Linked DNA regions of Homo sapiens: regions 2, 3 and 4 are each linked to region 1. Evidence: chromatin contacts called from ENCODE Hi-C or POLR2A ChIA-PET data. All regions are on one chromosome and are shown on one strand. Each heading gives the region's core, a stretch centred on a gene start or an enhancer-like site at or near the end of the contact. The rest is flanking DNA. Distances are from core to core; before and after follow the strand shown.

What was found. A loop is a pair of places that touch in the nucleus more often than their neighbours do. ChIA-PET counts read pairs that join two places held with the same protein, here RNA polymerase II (POLR2A). Pooled maps may share reads with other maps.
Region 2: a map of naive thymus-derived CD4-positive, alpha-beta T cell shows a loop between it and region 1 (15-fold over the local background). The contact joins the promoter of ZNF787 here to the promoter of RPS5 in region 1. A Hi-C loop is called at or near these places in 2 of 168 maps with a recorded cell type or tissue (both naive thymus-derived CD4-positive, alpha-beta T cell), 1 of 37 single-sample maps with no recorded cell type and 11 of 50 pooled maps. POLR2A ChIA-PET finds 5 or more read pairs at or near these places in 2 of 52 experiments (BJ and activated CD4-positive, alpha-beta T cell).
Region 3: a map with no recorded cell type shows a loop between it and region 1 (4-fold over the local background). The contact joins the promoter of ZNF581 here to the promoter of RPS5 in region 1. A Hi-C loop is called at or near these places in 2 of 168 maps with a recorded cell type or tissue (K562 and naive thymus-derived CD4-positive, alpha-beta T cell), 7 of 37 single-sample maps with no recorded cell type and 10 of 50 pooled maps.
Region 4: a map of naive thymus-derived CD4-positive, alpha-beta T cell shows a loop between it and region 1 (21-fold over the local background). The contact joins the promoter of ZNF444 here to the promoter of RPS5 in region 1. A Hi-C loop is called at or near these places in 2 of 168 maps with a recorded cell type or tissue (both naive thymus-derived CD4-positive, alpha-beta T cell), 4 of 37 single-sample maps with no recorded cell type and 10 of 50 pooled maps.

What each region holds. Positions count from the first base shown.
Region 1 is chr19:58,383,788-58,390,150 of GRCh38, forward strand. It overlaps RPS5 (ribosomal protein S5), which reads left to right and starts at 3,482. Exons shown (of 6, transcript NM_001009.4): 1 at 3,482-3,552; 2 at 4,350-4,458. The coding sequence starts at 4,351. It overlaps MIR4754 (microRNA 4754), which reads right to left and starts at 3,071; the gene lies at 2,983-3,071. RefSeq lists enhancers at 1,883-2,102, 2,123-2,192, 3,255-3,549, 3,743-3,792.
Region 2 is chr19:56,117,700-56,124,585 of GRCh38, forward strand. It overlaps ZNF787 (zinc finger protein 787), which reads right to left and starts at 3,596. Exons shown (of 3, transcript NM_001002836.4): 1 at 3,473-3,596. LOC124904772 (a long non-coding RNA gene) reads left to right here and starts at 3,911. Exons shown (of 2, transcript XR_007067348.1): 1 at 3,911-4,233; 2 at 5,821-6,846. RefSeq lists enhancers at 1-496, 236-405, 2,641-2,935, 3,363-4,078 and silencers at 2,683-2,732, 2,813-3,132, 3,423-3,502, 3,513-3,632, 3,723-4,092.
Region 3 is chr19:55,638,067-55,645,181 of GRCh38, forward strand. ZNF581 (zinc finger protein 581) reads left to right here and starts at 5,583. Exons shown (of 2, transcript NM_016535.4): 1 at 5,583-5,708; 2 at 6,487-7,115. The coding sequence starts at 6,506. The coding sequence ends at 7,099. It overlaps ZNF580 (zinc finger protein 580), which reads left to right and starts at 2,936. Exons shown (of 2, transcript NM_207115.2): 1 at 2,936-3,117; 2 at 4,431-5,404. The coding sequence starts at 4,443. The coding sequence ends at 4,961. LOC107983998 (a long non-coding RNA gene) reads left to right here. Exons shown (of 2, transcript NR_171683.1): 2 at 2,060-2,733. RefSeq lists silencers at 2,786-3,305, 4,496-4,965, 4,497-4,791, 5,736-5,785, 6,876-6,985 and enhancers at 5,396-5,615, 6,517-7,115.
Region 4 is chr19:56,139,682-56,146,389 of GRCh38, forward strand. ZNF444 (zinc finger protein 444) reads left to right here and starts at 1,606. Exons shown (of 5, transcript NM_018337.4): 1 at 1,606-1,676; 2 at 6,566-6,708. RefSeq lists enhancers at 1,069-1,398, 1,429-1,568.

The DNA.
Region 1 (6,363 bases), core at 2,232-4,731:
GGAGTGAAGTGGTGCGATCTTGGCTCACTGCAACCTCCACCGCCCAGGTTCAAGTGATTCTCTTGCTTCAGCCTCCCGAGTAGCTGAGACTACAAGCGCCCGCCACCACGCCTGGCTAATTTTTTTGTATTTTTAGTAGAGATGGGGTTTCACTGTGTTAGCCAAGATGGTCTCGATCTCCTGACCTCGTGATGTGCCCGCCTCGGCCTCCCAAAGTGCTGGGATTACAGGCATGAGCCACCATGCCCGGCCCTCTTCTGTCTCTTATAAGGACACTTGTCATTGGATTTAGGGTCCACCCTACTAATCCTAGATGCTCTCATCTTGGGATCCTTGACTAAATTACATCTGCAAAGATTTTTTTCCAATAGGTCACATTCGCTGGGTCTGGGTATTAGGGCATGAACTTACCTTTTTGGGGGCCACCATTCAATCCATTACAGGTGGGCATCCCATAGAAGCAGACAGTGGCTAGGCCAAAGTAGCCCATGAAGTATCAGCCATGGGCACAAGATCAAGTTTGGGATGCGGCAGGGCCAGGCTTGGCTCTGCCAGGCAACTGGGTGGACTGAATCCAGCACACTCCAAACGAGTTGATAATCAGGCTGGGGACTTCAACAGACAACCAAGGTGCCAGTAAAGGCATTAAGGAGCTATCACGGCCAGGTGCGGTGGCTCACACCTGTAATCCCAGCACTTTGGGAGGCCGAGGCAGGCGGATCACGAGGTTAGGAGATCGAGACCATCCTGGCTAACAGTGAAACCCCATCTCTACTAAAAATACAAAAAAAATAGCCGGGCGTGGTGGCGGGCGCCTGTAGTCCCAGCTACTCGGGAGGCTGAGGCAGGAGAATGGCATGAACCCAGGAGGCGGAGCTTGCAGTGAGCCAAGATTGCGCCACTGCACTCCAGCCTGGGCAACAGAGTGAGACTCCGTCACAAAAAAAAAAAAGGAGCCATCACAAGGATGTAAGATCAGCTAACAGTAAGACTGTGGCTGGTAGGGTGGACAGGCAAAGTGACTGCCTGGAGAGTGGGCAGGTGGCCCAGCAGGGCCCAGAGGGTGCCTTCCCAGAAGTGAGGAGTCCAGTCTGGGGCCGGCCACTCAGGATGGACACAATGTACCAGAAGTGAGGTAGATCTCTGCAGAGTCTCTGGGGTCCTCATCCAGTCTGAAGAACACAGCACCAGCAGCCCTAGATCTATGAGGTCAGACTCTGCATCTTATCGTAGCACCTTGGGGACCTGGGGAGGCTGGACCACCCTGGACCTGGTGGCGGGGGTGGGGGGTGCATGAGTCTCGGCTCTGCAGTATTCACCACGCCACACTTGAGGGCACCTGCCCTCTGCAGCACGATGAGTCATTCTCATGAGGTCTGTAAAGATGTCCATTATCAAATGACCATGGTAGCCAGGCCACAGGGTTCACATTGACGTTGCCTCATTGCATTCTCATTTCCACACTGAAGGGGAAAACAGGTTCAGAGGGGTGGGCTCACTGTCCTGATGAGTGCTGCCTGTTTTCTCCCACCCTCCCTACAACCAGCACCCCCATGCCCCTCACTCAAGACCAGGGAGAAGCCCACCTAGCCCCTCCTGCAACCACACAGACCCCAGTGGGAGCCCCAAGGCTGCTACTCTGCACAGGATGGAGGGCAGGGGTAAAGGCCATTAGGCGGTGGCAGTAGGCCGTGCCCCTCACCAGAGGCTGAGGTCTGACCCCTTGACCAGCCCAGCTTCAGGGCATGTGTCCTTTCATGAGCTGTGACTGACCACAGTCCAAGGGCCCACTGTGGGGAGTCCTCAGCATATTTGGACAGAAACGCCCCAGAATTGGGGTAAGAAGAGCCTTTACAGTCAGGCAGTGAAGAAACACAGCTGCTGGGCACCTGCTATGTGCACGCCTCAGGGATGGGAGTAGGGGGCAGGCCCAGCCCTGGGACCTGGGTCAGGTGGCTGGGCCCTTCGGATCCCGAGTTGGAGGGATAACCCCTTGGAGGCAGAGATGGGCATCAGAGACAGGGCGGCCCCAGGTGGTCCTGGAGTCGCCTCGTAAAGGTTATGTCTATGCCTGCTGCAGGCAGAGACACAGTCAAAGTAGTTGCTACCTCTGGAAAGTCCCAGTTCTGCTCATGAGCCTAGATCTAAGAGGCTGGGACAGGCAGAGGGGTATGAAGGGGTCATGGGCAGGCAGACTGTCCACACTGGCTGCCAGGGTGGCCAAGTGAGTAGAGTGAGCTGGGGCACTCACTACCGTGCCAACCCCACGCACGGATGAGGACCCCGGGTCGAAGGCCCACATCCTCAATCCCACGCAATAGTTCAGGCCCTGTGAGAGGGTTCGCTGTCTGCTCCCAGCCAGGGCTGAGCTGTTCAGAGGCCCTACCTGTTCAGAGGCAGCTGGGGGAAGGGACAGAAGTTGGGGGGCAGGGGATTGTGTGCTGGCGGGAATAATCTCCTTCATCTCATGGCTAAATCTTCCATCCCTCCTTTCAACCTTTGGCCAGAAACCTACGTTTCTGACCCTTGGAGAGGTCGGCCAGTTCAAGAGGCACCCCTGAGAGCCACGTCTGCAGACACGAGGGCCTCGTGACGTGAGCCCTGAGGGCAGGGGGCTGCAACCCCTCGCGCGGGCTCCCCGGCCGTGGAGGACACAAGGACAAACACGAAGGGTCCCCGACCTGCCGACCCCCTCCTCCCGGACACCGCGCGTAGCCTGTAGGCTACCTCCGCGCTCCACCCAGAGACGGGTCGCGCTGCTCCCGCCGCCGCAACCCCGGGCCCTCGTGCCGGCGGTCTCCCCTCTTCCACGGGCGAGATTACTGCATAGCAGAGGTGAAGGGCGCGGAGGCTGTGGGGGAACCCAGCGTGGTATGGCAGGAAAGGTCGAGCAGGGAAACAGGCCCAGCCAGAGGCTCGGGATCCGGGGCTCGCGAGCGTGGTGCTCCTGGGCCGGGCGGTGGGGGAGGGGCCGCGTGTGGCAGGCACATGCGCACGGCAACCTGGACCTGCGGAGGGCGGCGGTGACCACTGGGCCTCACTCCGCTAACCCAGGTCCGCATCAGGCGCGTGCCGGTGAGGCGGCTGTGGCCGCGGCGAGGAGTCAGAGGGAACTGAACTGGCTACTCCCGCGGCAGGTGGGATTTAAGGTCAGCAGCTGAACAAAGAAGCGAGCGCTGGCCAGACTTTTTTCTTTATTAGACATGGCTGCGTTGGTCTCACGGAAATCTCTGCGCTTTTGCAGGCGCCCACAAGACAGGGCAACTACGGGGTAGCGGACATCCGCCAGGCACGCTTCTAGGGCCGCTTCTGCAACTGCGCATGCGCTTGGGCTGCACCCATTCCGTCTAGCCCAAAAGGTTCCTCTACAACCTTCCTCCGGATTGGTCTATAGGGACACGATGGCCTTTTACGCAAGCGTCACCCGTGCTGACCCGGAAGTTTTCTTCCCAGTTAAAAGTGTTGGCCCGCGGCGCGCGGCCTCTTCCTGTCTGTACCAGGGCGGCGCGTGGTCTACGCCGAGTGACAGAGACGCTCAGGCTGTGTTCTCAGGTGAGACCGCCGCGGGGCCGGGGATCCTAGGGACGGTTCATGGTCTTTCGGGGATAGTGCCCCGCGGCCTGGGCCTTTTCTCATTAGGTCTCATTTCTGTCTCTGGAAAAGAAAATGTAGAAGAAACGGGCGCGGGCCGAGTTACTCTTGACTTCTTTCTGGTGCTCCGCCGCTTCTAGCTTTTCCCCATAGCGGGGCTTGGGGAACTTGGTTTGAACTATGCGGTTGTACTCTGAGATAGGAAGTTTCCATTTCTTAGGGACACGATGCCCTCTTTTGCTCTGTGTAACTTTCCCCCCGTAATAGCAGCCCCTAGAGCCTTCATACTGTCGGTCAAGAATCGAAACCTTTGGGTTGATTGTGCCACACGGTACCTACCGTGGTCCTTGATGTCATATAACGGTCCCGCCTCACGGCCAAAGAAACAGTCCGAGACGGAACGTTGACTTGGGTCAAAGACCATGTAAATCGCGAGATTGTGGTTTGAATTACAGCCCATGCAGTGTGAGGACGTATGGCATCTGCTGAGCCATTATACCTTGGTCCCAGTGCAGCAGCTGTTGACTGGTGGCTGCCAAGTCTTGGGCCCAGGGGTTCTAGGTGAAAGACAGATGCTTCTTGCTGACAGCTGAGTAATTTTTCTAGTGCTTGAAAACACGTTCACGGCCTTTCTTGGTCCTTTGCGACCCCCCAGTTCATCACTAGATGGCGGCTAGCCTCAGAGTTGGGAATGAGTGCGCCTTTGCTCCATGCTAGCTGAGCTCTGACGTTTTTTTCCTGTCATCACCCTGTCCCAGGATGACCGAGTGGGAGACAGCAGCACCAGCGGTGGCAGAGACCCCAGACATCAAGCTCTTTGGGAAGTGGAGCACCGATGATGTGCAGATCAATGACATTTCCCTGCAGGTGAGGGGAACTTGGTGATTGGCCTTCCTGGCTGGGGGCGGACATTATTCCAGGAAGGCACACATCAAACTTGTTGCTGTGCCATTAAGTCAAGAATAGAGATCATAACAGGTAAAGAAGGGATCCCTTGACCACCACATCTACCACATCTGCTCTTACGTCCTGTTCAAAGATGACTACAACTTCTGTCATGAGAGGACTCCTTCACCAGAAGGAGCATCACATCTCACATATGGTATTTTTGTTACTGTTTTTGTAGTAAAATACATAACATCCAGTGTCATTCTTTTGCATGTGAATATCCAGTTATCCAGTACCATCTCCTAAAGAGATGTTTTTTTTCCCTCAATTGAATGGCCTTGGCCACTTGTCATAAATCAGCTGGCCGTAGTTTTTTTTTTTTTTTTTTTTTTTTGAGACGGAGTCTCACTCTGTTCCCTGGGCTGGAGTGCAGTGACGCGATCTGCCTACCGGGTTCACACCATTCTCCTGCCTCAGCCTCCTGAGTAGCTGGGACTACAGGTGCCCGCCACTGCACCTGGCTGATTTTTTTTTTTTTATTTTTAGTAGAGACAGGGTTTCACCGAGTTAGCCAGGATGGTCTCGATCTCCTGACCTCGTGATCCGCCCGTCTCGGCCTCCCAAAGTGCTGGGATTACAGGCGTGAGCCACCGCGCCCGGCCCAGATGTATGGGTTTCATTACAGACTTTCAGTTATATTCCACTGGTCTATATGTCTGTCTCTATGCCAGTACCACACTTTCTTGCTTTGTATTAAGTTTTGCAATTGGGAAGTGTGAGTTGTCCTACTTTGTTCCTACTCCGTACGGTTTTACACATACCCTTTTTTTCCCCTCCCCATGAAGGCATCATTAAGAATTTTGTGGGCCTTAAGAACTTTAGCTTTTGTGAGCCCTTCCTCCATTAAAAGAAAGTGTTTGAAATTATATTTTGTGACTGCATTGATATAAAGATGAATATAACTTGGGTTGCACTTTATTCACTTTCCTCCTCTTTTTTTTTAATCATTAAAGTTTTATCTTTGAGATAAGATCACTCTCTGTCACCCAGGCTGGAGTGCAGTGGTGTGATCACAGTTCACTGCAGCCTCAATACACCTGGGCTCAGGGGATCTTCCTGTCTTAGACTCCAACTAGCTGGGACCAAAGATGCATGCCACCAAACCTGCTACCTTTTGTTTTATAAAGAATGAAAACTTTTTTGTTGTCTGTAAAGATGTCAGGGGACTTAGGCACTATGCCTAATGGATAATTCAGCCTTGTTTTTCACTCTGAATATCTTGTAGATCTTGGCTTTTCTTTCCTTCAGGGGTTTATTTCGGGGGGTCCAAAAACATTTTAAATATTATTATTATTTTTTGTTTGTTTATTTATTTATTTATTTTTTTGAAACGGAGTTTCGCTCTTATTGCCCAGGCTGGAGTGCAATGGCACGATCTTAGCTCACCACAACCTCCGCCTCCCGGGTTCAAGCAATGCTCCCGCCTCAGCCTCCCAAGTAGCTGAGATTACAGGCGCACACCACCACGCCTGGCTAATTTTTGTATTTTTAGTAGAGACGGGGTTTCACCATGTTGGTTAGGCTGGTCTCGAACTCCTGACCTCATGATCTGCCCGGCCACATTTTAATTATTTATTTATTTTTTGAGACAGAGTTTCGTTCTTGTCGCCCAGTCTGGAGTGCAATGGTGCGATCTTGGCTCACTGCAACCTCTGCCTCCTGGGTTCAAGCGATTCTCCTGTCTCAGCCTCCCAAGTAGCGGGGATTACAGGCACATGCCACCGCACCCAGCTAATTTTTTTATTTTTAGTTGAGACAGGGTTTCATCATATTGGTCAGGCTGGTCTCTTAACTCCTGACTTCAGGTGATCAGCCTGCCTCAGC
Region 2 (6,886 bases), core at 2,346-4,845, 2.3 Mb before region 1:
CTTATTCACCTCTGCGACACCTACTATAGGTCCCCATCAGTCCCACAGTGCATCCAGCAGACTGTGCACTTGAGGGCGGGGCTATTTCCAGCAAAGACCCTGCACACAGCAGCCTCAGGAATCCATGGCTCTGACTGGCTGGACCCTGGGCTGAGGCAAGGACCACTTCTGATGCATCTCTGGGTCCCAACACTATCCACTGCAAGGCCTCGAAACAGGGGGGCCAGATGGGACCCCCATTTAGCACAAGAGAGACGTCCACACTCTGTGAGCCCAAAGGGAGAAGGCTCAGGCCACGGCAGAGACGGAACCAGGAAAACGTCACGAAAAACAGCCTCAAGTTGCCAGGTCCCTTGCAGGAACAGACAGGCCTGGGGCCGCCCCACCTGGGCTCAGAGCTTGGGCTGGTTTCTCTGCAGCTGTAAGGTGACAGCTCTGGGCTCCTGGGACAGGGCCACTGACACTGGAGGTGTGACTGCTCGAACTCCACACCTGCCTTGCTCTCCCTGATGCTGGGTGAGTGAGGCCTCCTTGGGGGTTGCATGGATCTCAGCACTCAACTTCCGAGCCACTTGTGCTTCTCCCACTATGCTGGGGTTCCCCTGAACCAGCCAGCAGCCCTGCGTGTAGGAGTCCTCGTGGACAGTACACCCCACTAGGCAGGGAGTCCAGCGTCTCCAAGCCAATGACTAACACCTAGAGGACTTCGGAACAGCCTTTGTCCCCCTAGACCCCAACCTGGGGGCGGAAGGGGGCGGTTGTGATGGTCAAGGGTCTGGGCTCTGGAATCGCAGTAGACACAGGTTCTGAAGCTGCTGGGGGCCTTGGGCTAACAAGTGCCATCCAGAGCCTCCATCCCATACCCCTAAAATGGAGGTGACCACCTCCATCCCAGAGCCTTGAGAATTTAGGACAGTGAGGACCAGGCACTGGGCCAGGTTCCTGCAAAGTGTGCACCAGCAAGTGTTGTCGAATCTGCAGTTTCTCACACCACAGAGGCCCCAGCACCTGGCACAGTCCTCACTAGGCTGGAGGCCTCAGGATGCACCAGAGGACACACGAACGAGGTTTGGAAAGGCCTGTGAAACATGTCTGAGGATGGGTGTCCTGAGAGCTGTGTATGCCTAGTAACAAAAGACCTCCCAGGGCAGCCAGGCAGTTGCTGGTGGCCTTGAGCTGTGACCCCTGCCATTCCCTGCCCAGAGCCCACTGTCATCCTCCCTTAAGTACCAGGTTCCTGGTAGCCAATCCTTCCTCTCTATCTTTCAAGACACAATACCTCCCCTGCACCACACACCCCTCCCTCAAGGTCAGAGCTCCCGGGAGCACTCTGGCAAATCTCCCCACCCCTCTGCCCAGTGTGAATGGGTCTCAGCTGCTCTGGGACAGGGACTGTATGATTCCTGCCAGGCTGCCCAGCACGGAGCACCACTCTACCTTGTGCTTGCACAGAAGGGCCTTGAGATCCCTCTCTTCACCCAGGCTGGGCCAGGCACCTCATCTGGGCCCTCACAGGACAGTGCTGTGCCAAGACCATGTGTGACCTCATGCCCAGCACAGGGCCTGGCCTGTGCAGCCGCCTGGATGGATTACATTTACTCAGGGAATTGTGAACTTGCTCTCGTTTTTAGACAACTGAAGGGAAATTGAACCTGGGAAAAGGGAAGTGACATGTCCAAGGTCACAGAAGTGGAAGAGACAGTGCCAAGGCCAAGGCCCAGGAAAGGGCCTGGCTCCAGAGCCCTTTCCATTTACTTTACACCCATCTGTTGAGGTCTGCTCTGGCTCTAAAATGAAAGCATTAAGAGCCTTCCCGCTGAGGTCAATACTATTATTACCACTCCCACTCTGTCCTGGTGGAAAGTAAGGCACTGAAGTTACTCGTCTAAGGCCACGAAGGTGAGTGGTGGGGCTGGGACTTGAACCCAGGCCTGCCCAGTCCCAGAGCTCTTGGGGAATACAACCCAGTGCCTGCACACACTCTGGCAGTGCACCAGGGAGGGGCCAGGCCGGGTGCCCGGATGGATGGATAAGACATGAGATAAGCAAGCAGGAATCTGATCTGGATGTTCTCTGAGGCCGTGCGTGGCCGGAGGACCACAGGGACTGCGCAGAGGCAGGCAGGTGAATGTCAGCAGCGTTTAGCCAAAGAGGCTTACGGTCTTCAGAGGAGCTAAGCCAGGATCAACGCAACTGTGCTTCCCGGCGCTGGGGTCAATCGGATCCCCAGATGGGTTCTAAGCACTGCGCAACATGGGACCTGGGAGCAGGACACCGCAAAGAGCAGACCAAGCCATTCCTTCCCTAAAGCCCTGACCATCCCCCGGACTGGGCTGGGTCAAAATGCCTTCCCTGGCTCCCACAGCCCCCAGACCTCTCCATCAGGGGTCTGGTCACCTTGGATGGCGACTCTGTCGCCCGGGTCTCAGTCTCTGCCTTCCACCCAGACTCCAAGCCCTTGTTCATCTCCCTGCTCCCTGTCTCTAGTGCCCGGCACAGGGCCTGGCACTGGAAAAACTTCTGCCTCCACTCACTCCTGCCTTCTGTGTCTGTGGGTCACTTTTCTGTGCGACTCTGCAGGTCCCAGAGCACTCATCCACATGAATTGGGGTCAGCTCCCTGGACTGGGGGTCGGGGTGGGGTGTCAGGAGGGCGGGGCTCCACTCTGATCCACTCGGCACAGGGGAGGGAGGCCTCAGGAGTCGCCACCCGATCCAGTCCCCGCCTTCGCCCTGCCCCGTGGGCCACGCGGTGGCTGACCTTGGCCCAGTCACTTCCCCCGCTGGGGACGCGCTTCCTCCCCGCCTGCCGAGCAAGGACGAATGAATGGGCCTCCTGCCGGCCAGAATCCCCGTAATTACCCGCCTGATCAAAGGCCACGCGCAGCCCGCCCGGGGCAGCAACGGGACCCGGGCTGACTCGAAAAGGGGAAGGAAGGGCTGGGGGGGCCGAGGGCTGAGACCGTGCCCTCGGGGCCGCGGTATCCGGCCAGGCCAGCCCAACCGCGCGGCCCCTTCCCCCACCTGGGCCTCAACTTCCCCCCGAAGTCGCCACCACTTCCGGCCACGACCGGCGGAGTTGGAACTTCGGGGGGACGGACAGCGGCCCCACCCCCGACGGCCCGCAGCAGAGGGACCCCCACCGAGGCCCCCGCTCCTGCCCCCGCCACGCGCACGCGCGCGCCCTGGACCCGGACCCGCGCACGCGCACCCCCCCTCCAGCCCCGCTCGCCGCCCGCGGGCCGCCCGGGCGCGCGTCCCCTCCCACAGCTCTTCGGCGCGCACGCGCACTCCCCCCGCCCGCGTCACCCCGGCCGCGCGCCCACTCACGCCCCCCCAGCAGCGCGCACGCGCGCCCGCCGCCCAGTCGCGCTCGCCCTCCAGTCTCCCCACCCACCCCCAGCCCAAGCCCAGCTTCCCGAAGCGCGCGCCCACCTGGCCCCCAGCGCACGGCCCCCGCCCCCACCCCTCACCTCCTTGGTCCCGGGGCCGCCGCGCCGCACTCCTCCTCCTCTCTCCTGCCTCGCGGATGGTGGCAGCGGCGGCAGCGGCGACTCAGACCCTGGGGTCAGGGGGACGGGCGCCCAGGCCGGAAGTGACCTTCCCGGCCGCTTCCGCCCGCGCCGCTCCCCCCCTTCTCCCTACTCCCTGCCCCCCGGGCCGCCACCCTGTCCTCGCCGCTCTAGGAAGGCGAGCCCGCTATCCCGGCCACCGCCCCCAGCTCTGTGGTGCCCGGCGGGCGCCTGAGGGAGCCACTTCCGGAAGTGTCTAGGACGCAGGTCCTCCGTCCATGCTCTATGGCGCCCCGCGCCGAGGGGCTTCGGCCCCGCCCCCTTCCCGGACAGGAGGTGCGGGCTGGGCCCGTTAGGCGGAGACTTCCGGGTGTCTAGGGCGGTGCCCCCCCGACAACCCGGGCTCCTCGCGCCTGCGCGGCCGGGTCCCCGGGCCCGCCGTGAGGAGAGTGAAGTGGTGGAGAGGGACGCTCGTGCCACCCCGGGTCCTCCTACCGTCTCTATCATGGTAACCCCTTCTCTGCCGCTGCACCTCCCAGTGGCCCGAGTCCAGGTGCCTTAGTTACTGGACAGAGACCCCGGGTTCCTTAGTTACTGGACAGAGAGTGCTGCGCTTCAGGTGCCATGGCCTCAGTTTCCTCCTTTCTGAAGTGATGAAAATACATTGTGCGCCTCCAAGTGCTTCACACGCACTAGGTCCTAGTCCTAACTAGGGCCTCATGGTAGGTCCTATCCCTATGTTGCAGGTGAGGAGTCAAATCACCTACCAAAAGTCACACACCCGGAATGCCAGAGCCTCGGCCCGAACCCATGGAGTTTGGCTCTAAATTCGTGTATTTAACCCTTGACTGTACACACTGCCTCGTGTCATAGCCCTGAGAATCCACTACTTCCCCCGCGTTAGGTAGGCACCTAGTAAGGACGCACTGGGTGTTAGCTGTTACTGTTGGTATTCTTGCAAAAAACACATATTTTAAAATAATTGTCCAAACCATAGTGTCCTTGTAGGCTGGTCCTTCTGGTCCTTCCTCTGTTCTGTACTTGGCTGACTCTCACCTAAGTGGCAGATGACTTATCGCTTATAATTGTTATCATCCTCACTGGTAGTCAGAAAAGATAAGAAGCTATAATTCACTGGTGGAATAACACCTTTCTCAGCCTCAATTTCTCATCTGTGGAATGGGAAAAAATAAGATAACCTGCAAGGTAATATGTGTAAGAGCTGCTTAGTTCAATACCTGGCCCATAGTAAGTTCACAAAAATGATGGTGGTTATTATTACCTATTAGCAGTGTTACATATAAGTCTATTGTTGTGGCCACTGTATACCCTCAAAGCTCAGTGAGCATCAATCATAAGATGTATATTATTGATTTAATAACATCTTTCCATGGGGTGGGGTGAACAGTGCTGTGTTAACTGTGTGTGTCAATAGGAGGATATCTGTGTCCCTCCTTCAGAAATATCACAAAGGTAAATTTTTAAATATATCTTAGAACAGAAGGAAGTGTGGCCGGGTGCAGTGGCTGACACCTGTAAATCTCAACACTTTGGGAGGCAGAGGCAGACGTCAGGAGGTCAGGAATTCGAGACTACCCTGGCCAACATAGTGAAACCCCATATCTATTAAAAATACAAAAATTAGCTGGGCGTGGTGGCGGACACCTGTAATCCCAGCTACTCGGGAGGCTGAGGCAGGAGAATGGCTTGAACCTGGGAGGCAGAGGTTGCAGTGAGCTGAGATCGCACCACTGCACTCTTGCCTGGGCGATGGAATGGGACTCCGTCTCAAAAAAAAAAAAAAAAAAAAGAGAGTGAAGTGCTATCATAACAGCAATAGAAACAAATTATTAGGGTACAAACTCTACACGAGGAAACCTGTTTATAAGAAAAGTCATGTGCTTGTGCTCCTCTGAATCAGATCATTCAGTGGGTGTCCTGCAGTGACCTGGTTGTTGGGAGGGACAGCCTCCTCCCTCTCCAGCCCATTCCCCTTCTTCGCTGGTCAAATTGACAACGGCAAGATCGAGAACAGCTCATTGGCACACCAGATGGAAGCCAACACTGAGGATGGAGGAGAAACAAGACACAGGGAGCCAGCTAGACACTGGATGGCTTCGTGAAAGAGGCTCCGTGCCAGCTGAGATTTTATGTGAGAGAAATCACTTTCTAACTCACTGAAACCATTGGTAATTCTGAGTCTCTCCCTTAAGGCAACCCAACCAATACCAGGATGTTTCCCAAACATGGGATGGGTTGCAGCCGACATGGCTTAATTGACAATTAACATCTGTTCTTCCCTTCCGCAGTACAAAATCACTCTTGGGATGCTGCTTCCCATCGATGGATTCTGTTTTCCACTCCTCTTGGCATCTAAGTGTGGCCTTGTGATTGGTTCTCACCAATGGGATGGGATGGAAGCGATACAGGCCTCTTCCGAGCCAATGCTCTTAAGAAACATGTATGTTGGCCAGGCACGGTGGCTCACGCCTATAATCACAGCACTTTGGGAGGCCGAGACGGGAGGATCAGCTGAGTCCAGGAGTTCGAGACCAGCCTGGCCAACATGGCGAAACTCCATCTCTACTAAAAGTACAAAAATTAGCCAGGCGTGGTGGGCGCTTATAATCCCAGCTACTCCGGAGGCTGAGGCAGGAGAATTGCTTGAACCTAGGAGGCAAAGGTTGCAGTGAGCCGAGATCCCACCACTGCACTTCAGTATGGGCAAAAGAGTGAGACTCCATCTCAAAAAAAAAAAAGAAACATCTGCCTGCTTCCTGCTCTTTCAAGGCCCTAAAGAAAGAGGGGAGCCCCAAGAAACCTGGGTCCCTGAATGACCACCTTGTGGAAATACATCCTGTCACCTAACATCTATCCTAGATTGCTACATGATCAAGAAATACACATCTAACTTGTACACCCAATGCTCATAGCAGCATTATTCACAATAGCCAAGAGGTGGAAGCAACCCAGTGTCCATTGACAGATGAGCGAATAAACAAAATGTGGCACATAAATGCAATGGAATAGACCAGACGCGGTGGCTCACATCTGTAATCCCAGCACTTTGGGAGGCCAAGGCGGGCGAATCACCTGAGGTCAAGAGTTTGAAACCAGCCTGGCCAACATAGTGAAACCCTGTCTCTACTAAAAATACAAAAAATTAGCCAGGCGTGGTGGCGGGCGCCTGTAGTCCCAGCTACTTGGGAGGCTGAGGCAGGAGAATCACTTGAACCCAGAGGCGCAGGCTGCATTGAGCCAAGATCATGCCACTGCACTGCAGCCTGGTAAACAGAGCCAGACTCCGTCTCAAAAAATAAAAATAAATAAATAAATACAATGGAATATTTTTTAGCCTTAAAAAGAGAGAAAATT
Region 3 (7,115 bases), core at 4,333-6,832, 2.7 Mb before region 1:
AAGAAGCTTAATTGGTTTACGGTTCTGCAGGCTATACAGGACGTGTGGTCCTGGCAGCTGCTTCTGGCGAGGGCTTCAGGAAGCTTACAATCATGGTGAAAGGTAAAGGGGTAGTTGGCATATCTCATGGTGGGGGGAAAAGACTGGCAGGAGGTGACACGCTTTTTTGTTTGTTTGTTTGTTTGTTTGTTTAGATGGAGTCTTGCTCTGTTGCCAGGCTGGAGTGCAGTGGCACAATCTCGGTTCACTGCAACCTCTGCATCCCGGGTTCAAGTGATTCTCCTGCCTCAGCCTCCCAAGTAGCTGGGACTACAGGCGCCTGCCACCACGCCCAGCTAATTTTTGTGTTTTTAGTAGAGACCAGGTTACACCGTGTTGGCCAGGATGGTCTTGATCTTGACCTCGTAATCTGCCCGCCTCGCCCTCCCAAAGTGTTGGGATTACAGGCGTGAGCCACCACGCTCAGCCTGACATGCTCTTTTAAACAACTAGATCTCATGTGAACTCAGCGAGATCTCACTCATTACCTCGAGGATGGCACCAAGCCATTCATGAAGGATCCACCCCCATGATCCAAATGCCTCCCACCAAGCCCCGTCTCCAACACTGGGGATTACATTTCAACATGAGATTTGGAGGAGGCCAGGTGTGGTGGCTCAACCCTGTAATCCCAGCACTTTGGGAGGCTGAGGCAGGTGGATCACCTGAGGTCAGGAGTTGGAGACCAGGTGGCTAATATGGTGAAACCTGTCTCTACCAAAAATATAAAATTGTTATATTTTATATAATACAGCTGGGCGTGGTAGTGCATACCTGTAATCTCAGCTATTTGGGAGGTGGAAACAGGAGAATCACCTGAGCCCGGGAGTTGGAGGTTGCAGTGAGCCTAGAATTGCGCCACTGCACTTTAGCCTGGGCAACAGAGCAAGACTCCATCTCCAAAAAAAAAAAAAAAAAAGAAAAAAAAAAGATTTGGAGGGGACAGACATCTTAACTATATCAGGGATCTTGGCAAGACACTCAGGTTGGATAATTGTCTAAGTAGACCAGGGGTTCTCAGCTAGGAGCCATGTTGCCTCCTAGAGGACACGGGCAATGTGTAGAGACATTTTGGGTTGTCACAACTTGGGGTTGGGGGAGGGTGCTACTGCCATCTGGTGGGTGGAGGCCAAGGATGCTGCTCAACACTCTACAGTGCACAGGATGGGCCCCCACAACAAAGAGTGGTCCGGCTCAAAATGTGTGGTGGCCCACGCCTGTAGTCCCAGCTGTTTGGGAGACTGAAGTGGAAGGATCACTTGTGCCTGGGAGGGTGAGGCTGCAGTGAGCCAGAAGCATGCCACTGCACTCCAGCGTGGGCGACAGAGTGAGACTCTGTCTCAAAAAATATACATACTGCCCAGTAAAATGTTTAAAAAGTACCTTGTGTCCCAAACCAAATATAACTGTGAGGCCTTTTGGGCCCTTGGGCCTCCAGTTTACAACTGGTTGACAGTGGTCTCTGGAATTGTTCCATAAGGTAGGAGCCATATGTGGCTTAAATTTTGATTATGGGAAATTAGTATTTTTTGAGACAGTCTCCCTCTGTTGCCCAGGCTGCAGTATAGTGGCACGATCTTGGCACACTGCAACCTCCACCTCCTGGGTTCAAGCGATTCTCCTGCCTCAGCCTCCCAAGTAGCTGGGACTGTAGGGGAGCACCACTACGGCCGGCTAATTTTTGTACTTTTAGTAGAGAAGGAGTTTCACCATGTTGGCCAGGCTGGTCTCGAACTCCTGACCTCAGGTGATCCGCCCGCCTTGGCCTCCGAAAGTGCTGGGGTTACAGGTGTGAGCCACCGTGCTGATTATGGGAAATGTAATACAATTTAAAATTCAGGTCCTCTGATACACCAGCCACATTTCAAGAGTGTAAGAGTCCCACGTGGCTAGTGACTGTCATAGAACTTTCCACCATTGCAGAAAGTTCTGATGGACAGTGCTCTAGGATGTAGCTGTGGCACCCCAGGGTCTTGGGGCTCGCTGTGACAGTTACTCCTCTTCTGTCCCCCACTCTCAGCTGCACCTGCAGATGCTGCTGCTGCCGCCCTCCTGCGAGGCCGTGGCGCCACGTGGCTGGAGGAGGAGCTGCAGCTGCCCCGAGTGCTGCCGCGTGTGCAGCTCTCCAGTGCGGCTGCAGCGCCACCGCGCGTTGCTTTCGACGCCGGAGTCCTTCGCATGCGCAGCCAGCGCCCGGGCCTCAAGTGCCCCAGGACCTGGCGCAGCCCGCGAGCCCGCATCAGGCTTCCAGTGGGCCCCGTGGGCAGTGCCAGCCTTTCCCACCTCCGCATCTGGCAAAGCCTGGCCTTCGCTGCGCTTCGGTGTCGCCACATGCCTTCTGGAAATATCACACCTCCCCACCTGCGCATGCAGCCGTCTGGCCCTCTGTGGGCCTCGGTTCCCGCATGTGCCCCGTGGAAAGAACATACCTTCCCCAACTATCTGGCAGCGTCTGGCCTTCTCCGGGCCTCGGCCTCCCCATTTGCTGGGTGGAGAATCACGGCCCGGCCACATCGGAGCCAATGGCTGGTCTCTGGACCTCGGTCTCCACATTTGCTCAGCCGGCAGGAACATCCCTTCTCCCGCCCTCTACCTCGGTGGGTGGCCACGGCCGAGCAGGCAGCGACGGCCCAGTGGAAAGAGGACAAACCCTTGTGGGCCTTAGGGCGAAGACGTAACTTTGCTTAGTCTCGGTTTATTGGCCGATCTCTTGTCAAGCGGCGGAATCGTTCCGTTCGGGAGGTGGGAGGGGAGCGGGGCCGCCGGGGGCGGGCGTCTTCAGTGGACCCCACGCCTCCGGTCCCCTCCCCGCAGGGCGCTCCGCAGAGGCGAGGGGTGGGAGCGCCGGCTCCAGGCGGCGGAACCTCCGCACTGGGCTCGCGCGCTTCCGGCCGGCGCCTTTTCCCAGGGACTCCGCCAACCCCTCGCACCCCCGCGCCCCCAGTCCCCGCGTCCCCGGCGCCGCCGGCCCGGAGCTGCCCGGAAGTCTCGGTTCCGCCGCCGGCGCTCGCCAGGGGAAGCCCGGGGCCGCCCGGGACCTCGGCCCGTTCCTCCGGACCCGAGAGGCCGCCGCACGGGGTACGGGGGCCGGGATGGAGGGAGGAGCCTGGCCCTGGGACGACGCCGGGGCCAGGCAGGCTGGGGGAGTGCGCTGGAGCCACCCGGGATGGGGGTGGGGGTCGGGAGCGGCAGGATCGGGCGGAGGGACGGGAGGGGAAGTCGAGGCGCCAGGGCTCCTTGGGGAAGTGAAGGCAATAGGAGGGGCCCCAGGGCCAGGGGACAGGCGGTGTGTAGCGGGATGGGGGCGAAAACGCCCGGGCGCTGGGGTTCCCATAAACAAGGGGAGCAGAGCAAAAGAACGGGCGGGGGACCACGCTGTGTGTAACAGGGAGAGGGATGGGGCTCCTGGAAGAGGTGAACACGAGGAGAAAGAGAGATGCCAGACGTACACAGAAAGGAGGGGAAAGTGGGCTTGGGAGAGGTGCTGTGGGAAGCGGAGTCCCGGAGCCTGGTGTGCATAACGGGGTTTGGGAGAAGGCCCCTGATGGGTACAGAAAGAAGTAACGATGTCACCGCCATATATGGGGGGCGAGAGAAAAGGGGGCCTTTGGGGAGAATGTAGCAGGTAGCCAGGTTGGGGGGGCGGGGTATACAGAAGGAAGGCATTTGAGCCATTTTGGGGTGTATAGATGTAGTAAGACGATGGGTTCCGTAGTGGGGAGAGGTGACTAGACTTCGAGGTGCTAAGTGTAGGAACAGGATGGAAAAGCCCTAGTGAAATGTGGGGAATTGGGTTAGTGGGGCTCTGGGGAGGTACCTAGAGAGGAAGTGAGGGAGGCCACGGAATATGAAGATGGGGAGGCCCTGCGGCATGTAGTGGGGACGGAGGGCCAGGAGGCCGATACGGGGGCCGGTGGGGGGGTAGGGGGCGGCAAAGGGAGGGGAAGTAAACTGAACTGGGGCTGGGCAACAGGAAAAAAGAAGAAACCACAGATTAGAGAAATCTCGGCGGTCAGGAGGCCCGGGGTCTAAGATGTAAAGAGGTAAACAGATTTAGGGATTGATTGTCTGCTGGGGTGGGTTGAGAGGAGAAAAGGGAAGAAAAGTCGGGGGACTACGTCCTCAGACCTGACCTGAGTGGTGAGAGGTGGACCCAGGAGGAGTGGCAGGTGGTGGCGGGGTTTTGCAGAGCTCAGTTGGAGGCCCTCTCCGAGGCAGCTTGATGGAACGTGGGAGAGCCGGGCTGGAGTCACAGTTTTTATTTTGCTAGGGAGGTAGTCAGTGGCGCACAAAGGGTAACAAGCAGTGATAGTGGGGATGCTTTCCATTTTAGGAAACTTTTCCTAAAAGGAAGTGGCAATTTTAACTAATCTCCCCTCCGCCGCTCCCAGCTGCCGCTCCAGATGCTGCTGCTGCCGCCGCGGCCACCCCACCCTCGGTCCTCCTCTCCGGAGGCCATGGACCCACCGCCCCCCAAGGCTCCCCCTTTCCCCAAGGCGGAAGGCCCCTCCTCCACTCCTTCCTCGGCGGCGGGGCCCCGACCCCCGCGGCTGGGCCGCCACCTCCTCATCGACGCCAATGGGGTCCCCTACACATACACGGTGCAGCTGGAGGAGGAGCCCCGGGGCCCGCCCCAGCGCGAGGCGCCCCCAGGAGAGCCCGGCCCTCGCAAGGGCTACAGCTGCCCGGAGTGCGCCCGTGTCTTTGCCAGCCCTCTGCGGCTGCAGAGCCACCGCGTGTCGCACTCGGACCTCAAGCCCTTCACGTGCGGCGCCTGCGGCAAGGCCTTCAAGCGCTCCAGCCACCTGTCGCGGCATCGCGCCACGCACCGCGCCCGCGCCGGGCCGCCGCACACCTGCCCGCTCTGCCCACGCCGCTTCCAGGACGCCGCGGAGCTGGCGCAGCACGTGCGCCTCCACTAAGCTCGAGACCCGGCCTGTGCTGCCCTGCCCGTCTCAGGGCCACCAAGTCTGACCCACACAGCGTCACTCACTCCCACACACACCCCCTGGCTCTGCTGAGGTTACTGCCTTACCCTGGGCCTCAGTTTCCCCACCTTCCAAAGGGAGGAGCATCATTCCTTCCTTACCCCCTTTCTAGCTGTGTGATGTAGACCAAAGTCGTTGCCCCTCCCTGGGCCTGGGAACCAGTCGGAACTGGGTTCCAGTCCAGCTGTGCTGTGTGAGCCTGTGCAAGTGACATGACCTCTCTAAACCTTGGTTTTCTGCTCTCTGGAGCGGTGAACCGGTGGTTGTCTGCGGGGAAGAGATGATAAAGAGCACGGGCACGGTCTGGTTCATTTCTGTATCTACCCCCCTTCCGCCCACGCCCCCGACCCTTTGCTCAATAAACATTCCGCACTCCATTTTCAGGCTCTTCCTTGCGTGTGCGTGCACGTTGGGTGCTGGGGGGTGGAGACCGGATCTTCCTCGCTTGGGTACTTTCCTCTCGGTGTGTGTTTCTGGCCGGAGCCGTTTCGCGACGGCCCGGGCGCCCCGCCCCAACCTTCCTTCCCTAGACCCTCTTCTCTCCCTTCGGCTTCTCTCTTTCGGCCGGCGCCGCCAGTTCCTGGGGCACACCCAGAGGTCCCCTTCTCGCCGCCGCCTGCAACTGCGAGGGTAGCCCGGGGCCGCTTGGAGTCGCCCGGACCTGAGAGGCTGCTGCACTGGGTACGGGGGCCGGGAGGAGGAAGGGGGCTGGGGGCGGGCGGCGGGAGGGGCTGGACCGCGTGGAGGGTACCTGGGCCGGGGCGGGAGTGGGGCAGACGCCGGAGGGGGCTGTTCTGGAGCTTGGAGGGGGCGAGAACTTACACAGAAAGGCCCAGAAAGCGAGGGCTGCGGCCCCGGGGGTGGAACCCCGGAGAGCGCTGGGACCTAGAACGAGCCTGGTGGAGGCCGGGCGAGGACTAGAGAGAACCTGAGGTGGGTGGACGGGTGGGAGCACGGAGTTGTTCAGACACGTGGCTGGAGAGAGGGCCGGAACCTGGGGGTCCTAACGTCGGAGCCCCTGTGAATAGGCTTGGCTTGTATGGAGGGGGTCAGGAAAGGCTTGAGTATGTAGCATAGGCCAACACGCAGACCCTGGAAAGGGCTAGAAGGAGGGGAGGGAGAGGCCTGGAGGCCTGCGGGGTGGGGCACCCAGTGACCTGGGAGGGCACAAAGAGGAAGGTTAGAGCGAGGTCCAGGTTGTGCAGAGGAGGTCAAGAGATCCTGTGAGTACAGTGTATGGTGGAGCACCGAGGCTAGGAGAGGTTTTCCAAGGAGGAAGACCCTGGGGACCTTTTAGGGGGCCACAGACTCCAGCTGTGAGCGGGACTGGAAAAGAGGGACTGAGGGGCAGCAGGATGCAGAGGTCCTGGGCCGGGTATAGGGAGGGAAAAGGATGGAGCCTGTGGTGCTGAGCTGCCCTCTTCTATATAACCTTCTTATCCCATCTCCCATCCACCAGGCCTCAGCCAGCCCTCCGGATGCTGGTGCTGCCATCCCCCTGCCCTCAGCCTCTGGCATTTTCCTCCGTTGAGACCATGGAGGGCCCTCCCCGTCGGACTTGCCGCTCCCCAGAACCTGGACCTTCCTCCTCCATCGGATCTCCCCAGGCTTCATCTCCTCCAAGGCCCAACCACTACCTGCTTATTGACACTCAGGGTGTCCCCTACACAGTGCTGGTGGACGAGGAGTCACAGAGGGAGCCAGGGGCCAGTGGGGCTCCAGGCCAGAAAAAGTGCTACAGCTGCCCCGTGTGCTCAAGGGTCTTCGAGTACATGTCCTACCTTCAGCGACACAGCATCACCCACTCGGAGGTAAAGCCCTTCGAGTGTGACATCTGTGGGAAGGCATTCAAGCGCGCCAGCCACTTGGCACGGCACCATTCCATTCACCTGGCGGGTGGTGGGCGGCCCCACGGCTGCCCGCTCTGCCCTCGCCGCTTCCGGGATGCGGGTGAGCTGGCCCAGCACAGCCGGGTGCACTCTGGGGAACGCCCGTTTCAGTGTCCACACTGCCCTCGCCGCTTTATGGAGCAGAACACACTGCAGAAACACACGCGGTGGAAGCATCCATGAGCCGGGCTGCCGGGTG
Region 4 (6,708 bases), core at 356-2,855, 2.2 Mb before region 1:
TATCAAAAAACAAAACAAAACAAAACAAAAAACCAAAAAAAAAAAAAGAAAAAAGAATCAAGGGCTGCTTTTCTATTTTTGGCCTCAACATTTGGGTGAAGATGGACTTGCTTTCTAAGATGGTGGAGTAATGGGAAGGAACAAATTTCTTCGCAAGGTGGGGGAGAGAGTGAAAAATTATCTACTGCCCACCTTAGGTTTGAGATGCCTATTAAGAAATCCAAGAGGAGATGTCAAGTAGGCCATCGGATATGAGTGGGAAGAAGATCAGCGTGCTCTAGGAGCAGAAAGGAGGCATGACTGGAACTCATTAAACACGAGGAGAAGACAGTGGTAGACAGGTGGGCCAGGGCAGATTAGGCCACCGTGGGCAAACTGGTCACAAAGTTCTGAGTCAGCCACTCATCGCTTGTGAAACCTGGGGAAAGTTGTTCATTTATGAATATAAGACGAACAACTTCCATGTAATGAATGCTTGTTATGGGTAAGCCACTGTCTTCGTTTTTATGGCGCGGAGTCTTCAGATCAGCCGGGGAGGTGGAGGATGGGAGGGGGATTCTCTTATCCTTGTTGTACGGAGGAGGAAATACGCTGCGGGCTGGGGTAGGGCTTGTATGAGCCATAATCAGGTCTGGAACTGTCTAGATAAAAACTTCAGCTGATCTCTTAGGATGTCTGTCTGCTCTAAAATCCAAATATGCTTCTTCACAGTTCTGAGATGCAGAAACTGAGGCCTCAGGACGGGGCAGTAGTCTGTCCAATAGGGGCACAGCGAGGACGCGTGGCAGGTAGCGCTGTCCCCCAATTCACCCCAGGGGAAACTGAGGCTAAAGAGAGGGCGGTGTCCTGTCCAGGTTCACACACAGGAAGAGCCAAACCGAGGCCCCCGCGCTGGCCCCCTCCTGAGCCACTGCCCACCCCGGAACAGGAGGGCAGCCTGCTCACGTCCTGATTCCTGGCACCGACATCGGCCCTTAAGTTCTGCCCGGGTGGAGAGGGAGGACAAAAAAAAATGCGATCCGTAGTCAAGGAGACGTAGCCTGCACTCCTGATTGGCGCAGAACTCTAGCCTGGTCTCCTCCTCCTCCTCCTCTTCGCTTGCCAGCTTCTAGAGCTCCGGAGGCCCCACCTCCCAAATGCCCGGCGGTGCCCGGCCTCCCCTGATCTCCACAACAACGCCGCCATGGCTCCTCCTCCTCCTCCCTCTTTTTTTCCCGGCACTTCTGCGCATGTCCAGGGCCCGCGCGCAGACCACTGGGAAGCCTCCTCGTGCATTCTGGGAAATGTAGTCCAAAGCCTGTCGCGCTCAGACAGCCCGCGACATTTGCGCCGTCAAGGCCAAATAGGCTGCAGACGACGCTTTCGCGTATCTTGGGAAATGTAGTTCCAGTGTTGGCGAAGACGCCACGCGGTGACAAACAGGAGTAAGGCGGTCCCCAGGCGAGGGCCAATTGGCAGCCGCCTTTGCCGCGATGCTTCCTGGGAGTTGTAGTTCGGGGTGAGGCCGGGGCTTCATGGGGAGTTGTTGGGCTGAACGAGCGGCTCGGAGTATGGGATTGGGGGAGGGGGACGGGGGAGTTTGGCGCAAAGCCTGCTGGGGCATGGAGTCCCGGCGAGCTTTGTGCGCATGTGCGGGGAGGTGAGGGGGCTTGGGGGGCCTCGCCTGAGAGAGTGAGGTGAGCGAGGGGGGAAGGAGGGAGGGATTGGGTGGGGGCGGTTGGACGAGGGAGGGACCAGAGGTTGGATGGGAAGAGGGGCGCCGGGGGCCTCAGGAGGGAAAGATGGGAGACTTGCGGGGAGGGGAGGAGAAGGGGGCTGAGTGATGGGGAAGGGGCTGGGAGAGGGAACTAGAGGGGGAGGGACTTGGAGAGGGGGAGGGGTGGATAGTGGGAGGGGGTCGTGGATCCTCGAGGTCCTGAACGCGGGAGAGAAATGCTGAGGGAGAGGACGGGGGAGGGGCGCCTGGGGGAGGGGGAGGGGCGGGACGGGGGAGGGACAGGTGGGGGAGGGGAAGGGGACCCTAGCAGAGGGTGGGCTGTGAGATGAAAGCTGAGTGGGAAGCTGGACCCTACAAAGGAGTCTGGGGGCGCCGGGACCGGACCCCTTCGGAAAGGTTTGCGGGAAGGGGCTTCCGGGGACGATGGTTATTGTTGTAACGTAGATACGGCGCAGGTGGCTCGTTTTGCGCGCTGCTTCTACAAGTGCAACTTTTACAGAGTTGTGAGATTCCTGAAGATAAGAATCGTTGCTCTGTTTTGCTGCTTTCTCAGTGCGGAGCATCTGCCTTTTTAGCTTGTTGCAAGGCATTATTACCTTCGGTAATATGTGTAAAGTGCTTAGAAACTCTGTTTATTGTCAAATGAAGTTGACCCCCGCCACCTCTACCCCAGTCAGGATGGAGTCACCCTCCTCTATATCCGATTTTAACGCCTATTCCAATGTATACTTAGTATTTTAATCTGCGTGCGTGTTCATAGCAGTGTCCCCTGGGCACCTCGCAGGGAAACTTCGACAAAGTAACCCTAAGTCTGACTGGACACTTACTAGCCAGGTGTGGTTCTCAGCATTTTTGTTCTCCTTCTATCACTTTACAGTCAACGAAATGGAGATACAGGGTATTACAAAAGGTGCCTTGTACCTCGTCCAAGGACACAGAGCTGGTAGGAGGCAGAGCTGGAATTTGCCCCAGAGCCTTTGTGCCGTAGGTAAATATTTGTCCAGTGGGCCAGCGGCTCTCAACCAGGAGTGGTTTTGTCCCCCAGGGGACATGTGGCAATGTCTGGAGACTTTTTTTTTGGTTTTTCCAACTTGGGAAGTGCTACTGGCATCTCATGAAAAGAGGCAGAGATGCTGGTAGACATCGTATGTTGCACAGGATAGCCCGCCACGACACAAGTGCCATTAATGTCGAGGTTGGGAACCTAGAGTAGACAAACCGGTCTTTGTCGAGCACTTAGCCTTTGGAGGCTGCTTCTAACTCCTGCTCCCAGCAGCCTCTTGAGAGGAAGGAGCTCTTGTTAGTCCTGTGTCTCAGGTGGAGAAATGAAGCACAGAGGGGGTAAGTCACACGTCCACAGTCACACTGCTGATGAGTGGCAGAGCTGGAAGTTGAAGCCAGGCAGCCAGACTCCACAGCCTCTTAGCCATGATATTAACCCAGCATATGTGGGTGCTGGTGCCGGGGTACTAGGTGGAACTGGTGTGGACTCTGGAGTCACATCTGGGTCCCATTTGTGGCTCCTTCACTCTCTGAGCATCTCCCTATGGTAAGAGGGGACCCATCTCCCCAGCTCACAGGTCTGTTGGGAAGGTTGGGTGGGGCAGTATAAGACACTAGCCACTCAGTGGCTGTCTTCAAGGCATCCAGGGTGCCTGGCTCTGGACTGGACTGTGCTTTGCGGACACAGACAGCTAGACAGCAGGGTTACAGCTGTTGAATGCACATAGCACAGGGCGCTCATTGGATGGTAGGGTGGATTGACATGGTGGAAGGCCCTTACTTAACAGCATGTGCTTTCTTGGGAGCAGGCCTTGTGCTGGATGGCCCCACCGACCCAGTGAAGAGCTGGACTTGGTCACTGCCCCAGAGAGCTCACTTTCTGGACAGCCCAGGGTGTAGTGACCTGTGATCACCTCTGAGATTGCAAACAGGGTCAGCTTGATGGCCTGTGGCATTGCTCTCTGGCGGAAATTCCTCCTTAGTCCCAGAGGGATCTTTTTTATAGCAGAGCAGGCATCTGTGTGGCTTTTGAGACTTGGATCTGGCCTGGGTCTTCCGATAAGTCTTTCTGCCTGCTCCCAGGTTCATCAGCCCTTAAACTGATGGATGGGTGGGGTGGGAGGTGATGCTGTGGCCTGGCTGTGGATGTGCAAGTCCAGGCTCTGCCACGTGTTAGCTGAGTGACTTTAGGTAAGACATCTCCCCTTGCTCCTGCTGCAACTTGGGGGTAGTAACACCAACCTCATGGGATTGATCAGCCTGTAAAGTTTATTTGAGTGCTAGCCAGAATGCTGGGGTTGGAATATGGAGTCTCTCGCCCACATGAATTGTAGTGAAGAAAGTCAGCACACAGATATCGTAACACTAGATCTTGTTAAATGCTGAAAGAAAACTAATAAGGGTGACGTCTTAGCAACTGGGGGAAGGGCACGTGGGTGCAGCATCGGAGGGGGTGATCTGGGGAGGCTCTCCAAGGGGGTAATAATTGCATGGAGGCCTCAGTCATGAGAAGGAGTCAGGTAAGCAAAGATTGGGGGGAAAGAGTGATCCAGCGGGAGGCAGCACAGGTGCAGAGGCCCTGTGGTGGGCACTGGCCTTCGGTCCAAGAAGATAGAAAGTGAGCCAGACCGGGCACAGTGGCTCACTCCTGTAATCCCAGCACTTTGAGAGGCTGAGGTGGGAGGATCACTTGAGTCCAGCAGTTTGAGACCAGCCTGGGCAATATAGTGAGACCCTGTCTCTACAAAAAATATAAAAATTAGCTGGGTGTGTTGGTGCCTGCCTGTGGTCCCAGCTGCTCAGGAGGCTGAGCCAGGAGGATGGTTTGAGCCCAGGAGGTCGGGGCTGCAATGAGCCGAGAGGTCATGCCACCGCTCCAGCCTGGGCGACAGAGAGAGACCCTGTCTTAAAAAAAAGAAAAAAGAAAAAAAGGGATCCATTGTGGCTGGAGTATAGAGAATCTGGGAGCAGGCAGAGATGAGAAAGTAGGGCTGGGCTGCATGGTCTCATGGCCATAGTAAGCAATTTGGGTTTTGAGCATCACAGGAAGCAGTTGGAGGGCACTGAGCAAGGAAGTGACAGGGATTTACAGTGAAAAAGTTTTTGTGATCACTGTGGAGTGATTTGGCTCTAGGTGGCGAGAGTAGGCATACACGGGTCTTGTGGCAGCCGTCCCAGCAATGAGATGACGTTTGTGGTTAGTGACATGGCGGTCAGGAGCCCAGGCTTTGGTTGTATCAGGAGGAAAATTGTCTGAACACAGACTTCCTCTCAGACCTCACCGGCTAGAAGCAGATTATGTGCCCACCCTCTGCCTTGTGGTCAAGGGGACTTTGCTATATAGTTCCTTATGATACAGTCCAAGCTGCTGTAATGAAGAGACCCCAAGTACAGGGCTCCACATAGGACAGAACTGATTCTTTTCTCCCATAATACTCCAGAGGTGTTCTGGGGCGGGCTGGCGCCTGAGCCCCATGGGGTCATCAGGGTCCCTTCTGTCTTGATCTTCCAGTGTCCTTGAGGTCAGGGGCCGGCAGTCTTGTCCTGTAAAGAGCCAGCGAGTGACTATCTTTGGCTCTGTGGACAGCCTTACAGGCCACCCAGGCCCTGTCACAGCCACTCGGTAGCTCCAAGGCGGCCGTGGACAGCGCGTGAGCAAGTGGGCGTGGATGTGCGCCAGTGAGACTTAAGTAAAACAGGCTGCAGGCCAGATTCGGCCCACCAGCTCAGAGACCACCATTTCTCAAATGCTTTGAAGTCAGGACTCCTTTCTGCCTTCAAAATTACTGAAGACCCTAACATGCTTTTATTGATGGGAGTCATATCTATTGTTACGTATCATAGTAGAAACCAAAACAGAAAATTGTAAAGTATTTATTAATGCATTTAAAAATGGCAATCACGGCTGGGCGTGGTGGCTCATGCCGGTAATCCCAGCACTTTCGGAGGCCAAGGCAGGTGGATCACCTGAGGTCAGGAGTTTGAGACCAGTCTGGCCAACCTGGCGAAACCCCGTCTCTACTAAAAATACAAAAATTATCCGGACGTGGTAACGCACGTCTATAATCCCAGCTACTTGGGAGGATGAGGCAGGAGAATCGCTTGACCCTGGGAGGCGGAGGTTGCAGTGAACCAAGATCGCACCATTGCACTCCATCCTGGGCAACAGAGCGAGACTCCATCTCAAAACAAAAATTAAAAAAAAAAATAGAGACAGGAGAGCTCGCTGCCTCTCTCTATTCTACGCCATGGGAGGACACAAAAGGAGGCCGTCGGCAGCCTGGAAGAGGTGCTCACCAGAACCCGACAGTGCTGGCACCCAGATCGCAAATTCCCAGCGGAAGGGACTGGGACAGGCCGTCATAGCTGTCATAGCGGAGCACCGTGGACTGAACTGCTATGAGCTTATTTCTCAGTTCTGGGAGCGGGAAGCTCAGAATGCCATCATGGTCAGTTCCTGGTGAGGGCCTCTGCCAGGCTGCAGGTGGCCTCCTTGCTGTGTGCTCCTGCTGGCAGAGATGGACAGAGTCCCGGTGTCCCTTTCTCTTATAAGGCCACAGCCCTATTAGGCCCAGCCCTTGTGACCTCAGTTAACTTTCATTACCAGTTAAAAGCTTCGTCTCCAAATACGGTCACACTGGGGTGAGAGCTTCCACATGTGAATTTTGGGAGACAAATTCAGGCCACAGCAGTTAGTTGGGGTGGCTTCTGAGTAGGCTGCAAAGTGTCTGCTCCCAGGGTGTGGGGTGCACGGCCCCACAAGTCCAGTGAGGGTGGTGCTGATGGTGACCTGCTGCTGCCAGGCCTGCTGCAAGCTCTTTCTGTGTTTTCTGGTTGAATCCTCAGGACAGGCTGCGGGAGGAGCTGCAGGACTGAGGTACAGAGGCCAGGGGCCCAGGGCAGGACCCAGCCTGGACTTGACTCCCTGGGATCCCAGGAAGGGCACACCCTTTCCTCACCACCCGAGTGAGCGCTGCCCCCTCACAGAG